Regions from separate parts of the Homo sapiens genome. Here region 2 is linked to region 1. Evidence: read pairs that join two places in POLR2A ChIA-PET (ENCODE). Cell type or tissue: OCI-LY7. All regions are shown on one strand. Each heading gives the region's core, and the rest is flanking DNA. Links, peaks and the distances in the headings are about the cores only.

Evidence for each region. ChIA-PET counts read pairs that join two places held together with the same protein. Peaks named below come from ENCODE experiments on the same cell type or tissue, not always from the same donor. Only the 100,000 strongest peaks of a DNase experiment are listed, where the experiment ranks them.
Region 2: POLR2A ChIA-PET joins it to region 1 with 6 read pairs; 1 of 35 experiments calls an interaction of 5 or more read pairs at or near these places.

The regions. Positions count from the first base shown.
Region 1 is chr11:111,434,803-111,440,183 of GRCh38, reverse strand. It overlaps a transcript of BTG4 not described here. Among named protein-coding and RNA genes, the nearest start is that of POU2AF1, 58 kb to the right of the region's middle. RefSeq lists silencers at 795-864, 885-934 and an enhancer at 300-886. In OCI-LY7, for the core only: CTCF peaks have their summits at 3,107 and 3,306 (motif pointing left); DNase peaks (open chromatin) are centred at 833 and 3,303; H3K4me3 peaks cover 2,248 bases; H3K27ac peaks cover 3,924 bases.
Region 2 is chr11:110,325,616-110,330,996 of GRCh38, reverse strand. LOC124902752 (a long non-coding RNA gene) reads right to left here and starts at 2,596. Exons shown (of 2, transcript XR_007062884.1): 1 at 2,474-2,596. In OCI-LY7, for the core only: no CTCF peak of the experiment used is centred there; DNase peaks (open chromatin) are centred at 1,496, 2,256 and 2,676; H3K4me3 peaks cover 2,672 bases; H3K27ac peaks cover 2,696 bases.

The sequences.
Region 1 (5,381 bases), core at 247-5,246:
CAGGCCCTTTGCTCAACAGTCCCAGCTGAGCCAAGCCTTTTAGCCATACTCACTAAGTCACCAGCCATGAAAATGAAACCATCTTAGATCCCAGATCACAGAGTAACCCCAGCCAATGCCAACAGAGCAGACTTACCCAGCTGAGCCCTGAACAGGTTTCTGAACTACAGCACTGTGAGATAAAATAAAACAACCGTTGTCTTAGGCTGCTAAGTTTTGAGATTGTTTGCTACACAAAAACAGATAACCAAGATGGCTGGGGCACCCCTATTCAGGCCACCAGTTCAATGACCAACTTCCAATTCCCGCATCAATATGAGAGATGGAGGATCATGGCTCATTCTCAAAATGACCGGGCGGAGGAGCTGGAGCCAAAACGTAAAGTGCTGAGCATGTCTTTGAAAGGGTCTTCTAGAGGCTCTTTGCTTGGGATGGCTCTATGACTCCTATAGGTGAAGTGCTGAAGTAAATAGGAAAACTGACCTAGGAATGGCCTCCAGATGATGAGGCAAAGTGTGCAGAAACTGAGAGGGGGTGTGAGTCTGGGAGGGGAAGTACGAGGGGGCTGGACGGCATCTGGAAGAGGAAGGTCCTGAGAGACACATAGGAGGGAGCTGGGTTCTGGGAGGAGGACTTGGGGATGAATGTTTCTGTAAGGGAAGTAGAGGGCGGTGGGGGGCACCGAGAGTACAGGCAGCCTTGAGCTGGTGTCTGGCCAAGGGTTGTAGCAGTCCTTGGGCTGGTGTCTTCTCCTGCTCCATCTGCGGCTGTGCTGGGCTCTCTTTAAAGAGCCCTTCTGGGCATCCAGATGAGCTCACACAAACAGTGCAGGTGCAGGTCTGGCCCGTAAACCACAACAACTGGGGCCTGTGCTGCCACAATGCGCTGGGCAAAGCCTCCAGAGGGGGAGAAAGGGTGACTATTTGTTTAGCATCATCAGCAAGAGTTCCAGAACCCATCAAAAGCAAAGCAGAAACTTTTGTATTAAGGAGATTAAACTTTAAACTCAGCTGAGAAGGCTCTGCTGTTTGAGTGGCTTTGTTGTGCCTGGCATTGTGTGATTATATGCAAATCACCAGGAAGCCTCCCTGGGGTCCCAACCGCAGAGGCTTAGCTGCCCAGCGGGTGGGTGTGCGGGACAGGGGGCAGCCCACGTGCTAGTCAGGTAACACCCAGTACCCAGGCCGGGGCAGCCTGCTTTCCCTTAAGTTCAGGGAATTGGGGATTTGAAAATATGTTTAATGTGTTGGCCAGAGATTTCTGGTGGATGGATAGGACAGCAGGGACAGAGGTGCCACCGGGAAGGTATAAATGGAAACCTAAGACAGTGTCCAGTTAGGACGGGGGAGGTTCACATATCCAGGGACCCCCTGACCACATCACGCCTTCTTTAGCATCCTCTCTTTTGAAGCTTAGGGTAATGTATGGGGTCACCAAGGAGATGAGGAAATGTTTTGGTTTTCCTGTGGCCATTCAGAATAAGGACTTGGGAGGATTATCCTGAGTTTATTGATCCAGAAAATGTTTAATGTTTACTCTTGGCAAGGTGCAGAGCTAGGTGCTGGCGGTGGTGGGTGAGAATGGAGATGAATAAAATGTCTCTGTTGTTGAGGAGTTTACAGAGAAGATGTTTACCCAGATAACTAAAATACCTGGCAACATTTGGTAAGCGCTGGGGGAAATGGCCCATGAGAGTGCCTGGCTTTGGACAGAGGCTAACTGAAGGGGTCGAGGAAGGTTTCACAGAGAAAGAACAGAGTCAGGCCAGAGGTGGAGGCTGCATGAGCCAAGGAATTCCTGTTGAGAAGGGCAGGGTGCAGGCTGGCTGTGTGCCCTGGCTCACATGGTGTCTCAGGGGCTGTGGGGAAGACAGATTGTGCATATTGGGGCCCAAGTTCCAGGCTAGAATTTGGCCCACACAAATTGGAGTCAGATGTCTAACCCACAAAGTTAGGTCTAGGGACTCTGGGACCCCGTGTCAGCACTTGCAGAACTGCCATCAGGGTGACACCAGAGACCTCTGTGTCCCGTCTGTTGATGCCTCTGTGGCTGCCCTGGCAGCCCCCTTCCCCTCTTCCTTTAAGCAGCATCTACAACTGCTTCTCAGCCCTTAATAACAGGGTCAGCTTGGACATCTCCAAGGCTCTACTTCCTGGTGGGTGTAGAATGTTGTCTAGTATAGTCAGAGTCATAGCTGTCAGTTCCCCTCTGCTTGGGGGGCTATGGGCCTGGCTGGGGTCCTGCAGATCTGGGTTGAGGATGAGAGTGGAATGAGCTTGGTCCTTGGGCTATTAGACATGTTGAGGATAGAGATCATTAAAGATATGACCAGGGCTGAAAAGAAAACCCAGGAAGGCTGAGTAGCTAAGCTATCAACACGAGAAACTGGGCAGAGTAGCAGAAGCAAGTAAGAGACCCCAGGATGGAAACTGCAGAGTGTCGCCTAGGAGTGGAGGGAAGAGCCTGCTCCTGAGCTGCTGGGTAGTGGTGGGGATGCAATGGGGATACAGGTGGGGGTCTAGGCACTCGCTGTTGTAGCTCTAGCCTCAGGCAAGGCGGTGAGGATGCTCAGAGGCTCTCCGGCCCCTCCAGCCTTCAGTGGCTGGTTCACTGGCATTGGCCTAACCTTCTTGCAGAGGGAGCCACACCAGTCCTCAAGTTGAGCACAGCTCTTGGGCCCAGATTGGAGCATGGTGATTTGGGAATGAGAAACAATAGCTTTAGAAATTGAGAAACTCCATCCCTTTCCAGCATCCCCCTCATCCCCCAACCCAGTTCCTGGCAGGAGTCCCTGGACTCATCTGGGGTTTTTCAGGGGTGGTAAAAACTGAGGGTCATTTTTGCTGAGGAGTTCTGAGCACTGGAGGAGGAGAATGATCTCCTCCATTCCACAGATCAATACACTCCTCCCGTTTTGCAGGAAGCTTCTGGGAGCAGGGGGTCTCTGGGCTCTGAGGGGGTGTAGTGGATGGAAGCCAAAGAAAAAATTGCTCTTTGGAACACCGTGTCCTGTGCCCTGTCAGAGGAGCAGATGTTCTTCTGAGGGTGGGGGCTGCTGGGGGCTGCAGCAGGTTGGGAGCCAGGCAGGAAGAGTTCCAGATGATGAGGGAGTTGAAAGGAATTTTATAAAGATATTGTCTGCGACTTGGGTTGGATAAAAGTCTCCGCAGACAGGGCTGTTCACCTGCTAGGCTTTTGTTCTGCCCTGCAGCGTCTGCTTGCCACACAGCCCCAGGGCAGGGTGATGGTGGGGCGGGGTGATGGTGGGGAGGGCATGCTGTCTGCCATCTGCCGGAGAAATACAACAAACACCCACACGCGAGCCAACGGAAACTCTCAGCAAAACAAACGGCGCTCGCTCGAGGGCGCCTTGCCTGGGTGTGTGGACTGGAGGGGCAGGCGCGGGAAGGTGAAGGGGCACCTGCCGGGGGAGGGGCTGGGCTAGCCGCCTGCCCCTGGGCCAGCAAGGTCAGGTACGGTCTGCACCCATGTCTGCCTGGACCCCTCAGGCCTGTTAGGTGAAAGCCCTTCTTTTGTTTTTTTTTTTTCTTTTTTTGAGACGGAGTTTTGCTCTCGTTGCCCAGGCTGGAGTGCAATGGTGAGATCTCGGCTCACTGCCATCTCCGTCTCCCAGATTCAAGCGATTCTCTCTGCCTCAGCCCCCTGAGTAGCTGGAATTACAGGCGCCCACTACCACGCCCAGCTAATTTTTGTATTTTTAGTAGAGATGGGGTTTTGCCATGTTTGCCAGGCTAGTCTTGAACTCCTGACCTCAGGTGATCCACCCATCTCAGCTTCCCAAAGTGCTGGGAGTGCTGGGATTACAGGCGTGAGCCACTGTGCCTGTCCAAAAGTCCCCCATTTATCCAGTTGCCAGGTCTAAAAAGCCAGGAGTTACAAAGCTGGAGGTGGTCGTCACCAGTTCTATTGATCACCAAATTCAGATAATCAGGGTGCTGGATTTGCAGCTACTGATCGAGGGTGAAATGAAGAGTAAGACGGATTGGGCTCAAGACCTGACTTAGCCATTTCTGTAGACACTTCTGTGAGCCCCTTGCTTCCTTATGTTTAAAATGGGGTGATAATAATGGCTAACCTGGGAAGTTGTTATGAGAATGGAAATAATATCTTTCAAAAGTACTTTGCAAAAATATATCTGGTGGTTATTAACATTTTCTTTGTGGCTCTGGGTATTTGCTTCTGGCTTTGTGACATGCAGAACTCTTCTGCGGGGGAGGTCCTCAGCCTGGGTGAAGAGCATTTGGGAAATCGTGCAGCTTGTGGGGCTTGTGAGCATAAACCTTGGACTTACAGCTGGGCTCTGAGGCCCAGGTCAGTGAGGAAAGTGGGAGCTGAGATGGCTTAGGGCGGGTGGGGTGGAGTTGTGTTTGATTGCATGGTAACACTAAATATCTGGCTGTGGCCTCACCCTGGGGGGTTGAGGGCTGGGCTATAGATCTTCCCCAACATCTCTGCTCCCCTTGGGGATCTACGTTTCCCCCTTTCCCCAGAATCCACAGTGAGTGGCAGTGGGCACGAGTGTCCACAAACCTGTTGGGACAGGGTAGGCAGCTTGTTTGCTCTTCCCAGGGCCAAGCCTGGTGGGCTGGACCCAGAAGTATTATGTTACTCAGCCAAAGAATTCCTTTCCTCGCCTGCCTCCATTTATAAAGGGGAAACAAAACCCTGAGCGGTATGCTTTCGTGGTGCCAAGCCAAGTCCTCAAGTGTCATCTCTGGGGAGCTGCCTCCTCCCCAGGGCAGGGTGCAGCCTCCTGGGGAAACAGCAGCCCTTCTTTCTCCTTCCCACCCGTGGCGGTGGTGGCGGTGGTGTCCCCACTTACCCTCAAGAGACCTTGGATTCTCTCTCACTACCCCCGAGTGCTTTCCATATCCAGGTCTGAGCCCTTGAGAGTGGGGCAGGGCTTGTGGCTTCCCTTGGCCCAGTGGAGAACGGGACAGGGTTGCTGGGTGTCTGTCTCAGTTCCAGCTGGTGCTAGTGTACTCTGGCCAACAGAACCACCAAACACATCTTCTGTTTGCTTTGAGAACTTGAGATGGATTTTAGATCCTCCAGGGCACGTACTGCTACACTTCAGAGTTCTGGCCAGAACCGGGCAGCCCTGGGGAAGCCTGCACCAGTGCTGGGCCGGCCCTTCCGAGTTGTGTCTTGCTGGAGAGTCCCAGGGCCAGGTGAGGTCTGAACTTTAGAGGCTTGTCAGGTGAGATCTTATTCTGCAGCCAGCGCTGGGATGGCTGATGGAATAAGGGTCAGGCAGGATGAGTGAAAGGTGAGAGGTGTCAATGAAGGCATTGTTCAGGGCTTGGGCTGGGAAGGACCTCTGAGATTCCCTGCCCTCCTTATTTCTTCCTGGATGGGTG
Region 2 (5,381 bases), core at 156-5,155, 1.1 Mb after region 1:
GCGTTTTCATGAGATCTGGTCATTTAGAAATGTGTGGCACCTCTGCACCTCCCCCACAACTCTCTCTCTGTCTTGCTCCTGCTTTCAACATGTGATGTTCCTGCTCCCCCTTTGCCTTCTGCCATGATTATAAGCTTCCTGAGGCCTCCCCAGAAGCAGATGCTGCTCTATTTCTGGTAAAGCCTGCAGAACCATGAGCCAAATAAATCTCTTTGCTTATAAATTACTCAGTCTCAGTTATTTCTTTATAGGAGTACAAGGATGGCCTAACACAGAAAATTGGTACCAGGAGTGGAGTATTGCTATAAAGATACCCAAAAATGTGGAAGAAACTTCGGAGCTGCGTAACAAGCAGAGATTAGGAGAGTTCAGAGGGCTCAGAAGAAGACAGGAAGATGAGGGAAAGTTTAGAACTTTGAGACTGGTTAAATGGTTGTGACCAAAATGCTGATAGTGACATGGACAATAAAGTCCAGGCTGAGGAGGTCTCAGAGCGAACGAAGAACTTACTGGAAACTAGAGCAAAGATCAGGCATATTATGCCTTAGCAAAGAGCTTGGCTGTACTCTTTTCATGCCCTGGGAATCTGTGGAAGTCTGAACTTCATAGTGATGATTTAGGGTATCTGGCAAGAAATTTCATTTTTTTTTTTTTGAGACAGAGTCTCGCTCTTGTTGCCCAGGCTGGAGTGCAGTGGCGTGATCTCGGCTCACTGCAACATCTGCCTCCTGGGTTCAAGTGATTCTCCTGCCTCAGCCTCCTGAGTAGCTGGCATTAAGGGCATGTGCCATCACACTTGGCTAATTTTTGTATTTTTAATAGAGATGAGGTTTCTTCATGTTGGTCAGGCTGGTCTTGAACCCCTGACCTCGGGTGACCCTCCCACCTTGGCCTTCCAAAGTGCTGGGATTACAGGCATGAACTACCACTTCCAACCGACAGAAGAAATTTCTAAGCAGCAAAGTGTTCAAGAGGTGTTATGGCTGCTTCTAACAGTCTATATTCAGATGTGGGAACAAATAAATGACTTAAAGCTGGAAATTATATTTAAACAGGGATCAGAGCATAAAAGTTTAGAAAATTTGCAGCCTGGCCATGTGGCAGAGAAAGAAAAAGCTTTTTCAGGAGAGAAATTTAAGCAGGCTGTGGAGTGACCACTTGCTAGACATGTTTGCATAATTAAAAGAGAGCCAGGTGCTAATATCTAAGACAATTGAGAAAATGCCTCAAAGGCATTTCACAGATCTCTGCAGCAGCCCCTCCCATCATAAGCTCTGAGGCCTAGGAGGACTGAATGATTTTGTGGGTCAGGCTCAGGGCCCCACTGCCTTGTGCAGCCTCAGGACACTCCTTCCCACAACCCAGTCACTCTAATTACAGCCTTGGCTCAAAGGGGCCCAGGTACAGCTCAGGCTGCTACTTTAGAGAATGTAAGCTGTAAGCCTTGGTGGCTTCCAGGTGATGTCAAGCCTATAGATGCACAGAATGCGAATGAAGAACACTTGGCAGCCTTCACCTAGATTTCAGAGGATGTATAGAAAAGCCTGGGCTGGGTGTTGTGGCTCACACTTGTAATCCCAGCACTTTGGAAGGCAGAAGCAAGTGGATCACTTGAGCTCAAGAGTTCAAGACCTGAGCCTGGGCACATGGTAAAACCTTGTCTCTACAAAAAAAATTAGCTGGGAATGGTGGTATTTGCCTGTTTTCCCAGCTACTAGGGAGGCTTAGGTGGGAGGATCGCTTGAGCCTGGGAGATTGAGGCTGCAGTTAGCCACAATCAGAGCACTGCACTCCAGCCCGTATGACAGAGCAAGACGTTGTCTCAAAAAAAAAAAGAAAGAAAGGGAAGGAAGGAAGGAAGGAAGGAAGAAAGAGAATAGACTAGCTGTATTTCCTAGGCTAAGGATTCCTAAGCCTAGCTGGGGAAGGTGACTGCACCCACCTTTAAACACAGGGCTTGTAACTCAGCTCACACCCAACCAATCAGGTAGTAAAGAGGGCTCACTAAAATACAAATTAGGCTAAAAGCAGGAGGTAAAGAAATAGTCAAATCATATTATCGCCTGAGAGCACAAAGGGAGGGACAATGATCGGGATTTAAACCCAGGCATTTGAGCAGGGAGTGGCAACCCCCTTTGGGTCCCTTTCCATTGTATGGGAGCTCTGTTTTCACTCTATTAAATCTTGCAACTGCTCACTCTTCTGGTATGTGTTTGTTCTGGCTCGAGCTGTCCACCACTGCTGAATGCCGCTGTCACAGACCTGCCACTGACTTCCACCACTCTGGATCAGGCAGGGTGTCCACTGCACTTCTGATCCAGCGAGGCACCCATTGCTGGATCGGGCTAGAGGCTCACTATTGCTCCTGCACTGCTAAGTGCCCAGGTTCATCCTAATCCAGCTGAACACTAGTCACTGGGTTCCACAGTTCTCTTCCGTGACCCACGGTTTCCAATAGAACCACAACACTCACCGCATGGCCCCAAGGTTCCATTCTTTGGAATCCAGGAGGCCAAGAACCCCAGGTCAGAGAACAAAAGTCTTGCTGCCACCTTGGGAGCCGGCCGCCACCATCTCGGGAGCTCTAAGAACAAAGACCCGACTGTAACACAAGGAAGGGAAGGGAAGGGGAGGGGAGGGGAAGTGAGGAGAGGGGTCAACTTCCTGTGCAGGTGTGAGAAATTACTCACATAATCAACTTGATAGCCACAGTATGAAACATCAGTGTGACCACAAATACACTCATAAACACACACGCTATCTCATGTTTGATAAATTGTTCATGCGGGTCTTTTTTTTTTTTTTTTTTTTTTTTGAGGCGGAGTCTCGCTCTGTCGCCCAGGCTGGAGTGCAGTGGTGCAATCTCAGCTCACTGCAAGCTCCGCCTCCCAGGTTCACACCATTCTCCTGCCTCAGCCTCCTGAGTAGCTGGGAGTACAGGCGCCTGCCACCACGCCTGGCTAATTTTTTGTATTTTTAGTAGAGACGGGGTTTCACCCTGTTAGCCAGGATGGTCTCTATCTCCTGACCTCGCGATCCGCCCGCCTTTGCCTCCCGAAGTGCTGGGATTACAGGCGCGAGCCACCGCGCCCTGCCAGAGTCATTTATTTTTATTTTTATTTTTATTTTTAATCATGGTAAATATATATAGATATTTAAAATACAAATATTTTCATCTTAACCATTTTAAGTGTACCATCCCGTAGTGTTAAGTATATTCGCATTGCTGTGAAACCAATTTGCAGAACTTTTTCATCTTGCCAAACTGAAACTGTATGCCTATTAAACGATAACTTCTCATTTCCCCTCTCCCCAGCCCCTGGCAACCAGCACTCTCCTTTCTGTCTCCATGAATTTGACTACTCTGAATATCTCATATAAGTGGAATCATACAATATTGGTCATTTTGTTTCTGGCTTATTTCACTTATCATAATGCCCTCAAGTTTCATCTATATTGTAGCATATAATGGGATTTTCTTTTCTAAAGGTGAATAATATTCCATTGTATGTATATATCACATTTCGTTTATCCATTCATTCACTGGTGGACATGGGTTTCTTCCACTTTTGGGCTAGTATGAATAATGCTGCTATGAATTTTGGTGTACAAATACCTCTTCAAAACTCTGTTTTCAATTCTTTTGAGTATTTATCTAGGAATGAAATTGCTGGATTATGTAGTAATTCTACTTTTAATTTTGAAAAATCACCATACTATTTCTCATACCAGCTGTTACTTTACATTCCCACCAACAGTGCACAAGAGTTCTAATTCGTGGGCTGGGTGTGGTGGCTCACTTTGGGAGGCCGAGGCGAGCGGATCACAAGGTCAGGAGTTTGAGACCAGCCTGGCAAACATAATGAAACCTCGTCTCTACTGAAAATACAAAAAATTAGCTGGATGTTGTGTGCCTGTAATTTCAGCTACTTGGGAGGCTGAGGCAGGAGAATCTCTTGAACCCAGGAGGTGGAGGTTGCAGTGAGCTGAGATCGCGCCATTGCACTCTAACCTGGGTGACAGTGTGAGACTCCGTCTCGGAAAAAAAAAACAAAAAAAAAGAGTTCCAATTCCTCCACATCTTTGTCAACACTTTTTTTTTTATAGTAGTCATCCTATTGGGTGTGTGGTAAAGTATCATTTTTTTGGATTCTGTTAACGTGTACTTTATTTTATTATTTTTATTTTCTTTTATTATTAGTACTTTTTTGAGACAAAGTCTCACTCTGTCACTCAGGCTGGAGTGCAGTGGCATGATCTCAGCTCACTGCAACATCTGCCTCCTGGGTTCAAGCGATTCTCCTGCCTCAGCCTCACAAGTAACTGGGATTACAGGCACCCGCCACCAAGCCCAGCTAATTTTTATATGTATTTTTAGTAGAGATGCGTTTTCACCATGTTGGCCAGGCTGGTCTCGAACTCCTGACCTCAAGTGATTCACCTGCCTTGACCTCCCAAAGTGCTGGGATTACAGGCGTGAGCCACTGCACCCGGCCAGTTAGGTGTAGTTTAAACATTTATTTATGTAGTAAGAGCAAAGTCATTCTGTTCTAAATTCTAAATAAAAGAACCTACTTTTCAGTTTCATGAATATCCAGGCAAAATACCTTTGTTTGTGTGTGATTGAATAGACACTTTTATTTCGTATCTATCTTCATTTATTATGTGTGATTGTTCTCAAATACGAGATTTCATTTTCTATTTGCTATTGTTCTCAATGAGGAGCTGGTCAGTGACACAGAGAAAGCAGTATCAAAGCATCAGAGAACATGGAGGTTACCAGCCTCCATGAGCTGAGCTGATCAGCTGTCACAGAGTCCTCACTCCTGATCAACAGTCTCTCTCCTTATCTCTATATGCCCACCCCCAAGTGGACAGCAATCCTAGTTACACCCATGGGAATCCAAGATGGAACTGCCTTCTTGAATAACCAAGAAAGGGAACCCAAAGGCTGGAGCTCTGATGTTGCAATGACATATAGATCTGTGGTTCTTGTTTCTAGCAGCCAGTTACTGGTTTCTTTCTATTTTCTAGCTTCCCTGGGCCATGGAAGGGGCTGCTCACCTATAAACACCTTGGATTAACGAGCCTCTTTCTCTCGAAGTGTGTGTAGAGCTCAGTCCACAATTCAGAATCATGATGAATGGCTAATTCTATAGATTGCAGTGGTTTTTCTTTCTACTTGCCACTATGGTCCCTTTGGGGTATGAAGGACGATCTCACCGATTATTGCAGAAAACTCATTTACCTCCCCCCTCCAGTTATTATGGCCACATCAACTTTATCATCTCCTCCGCACCAGCAGCTGCTGCCTCCCCAACAATAATAAGGCCTGTTGTCCTTGGGCTGCAGCCACCTCACCTGCTGTGGCCATTGGATTT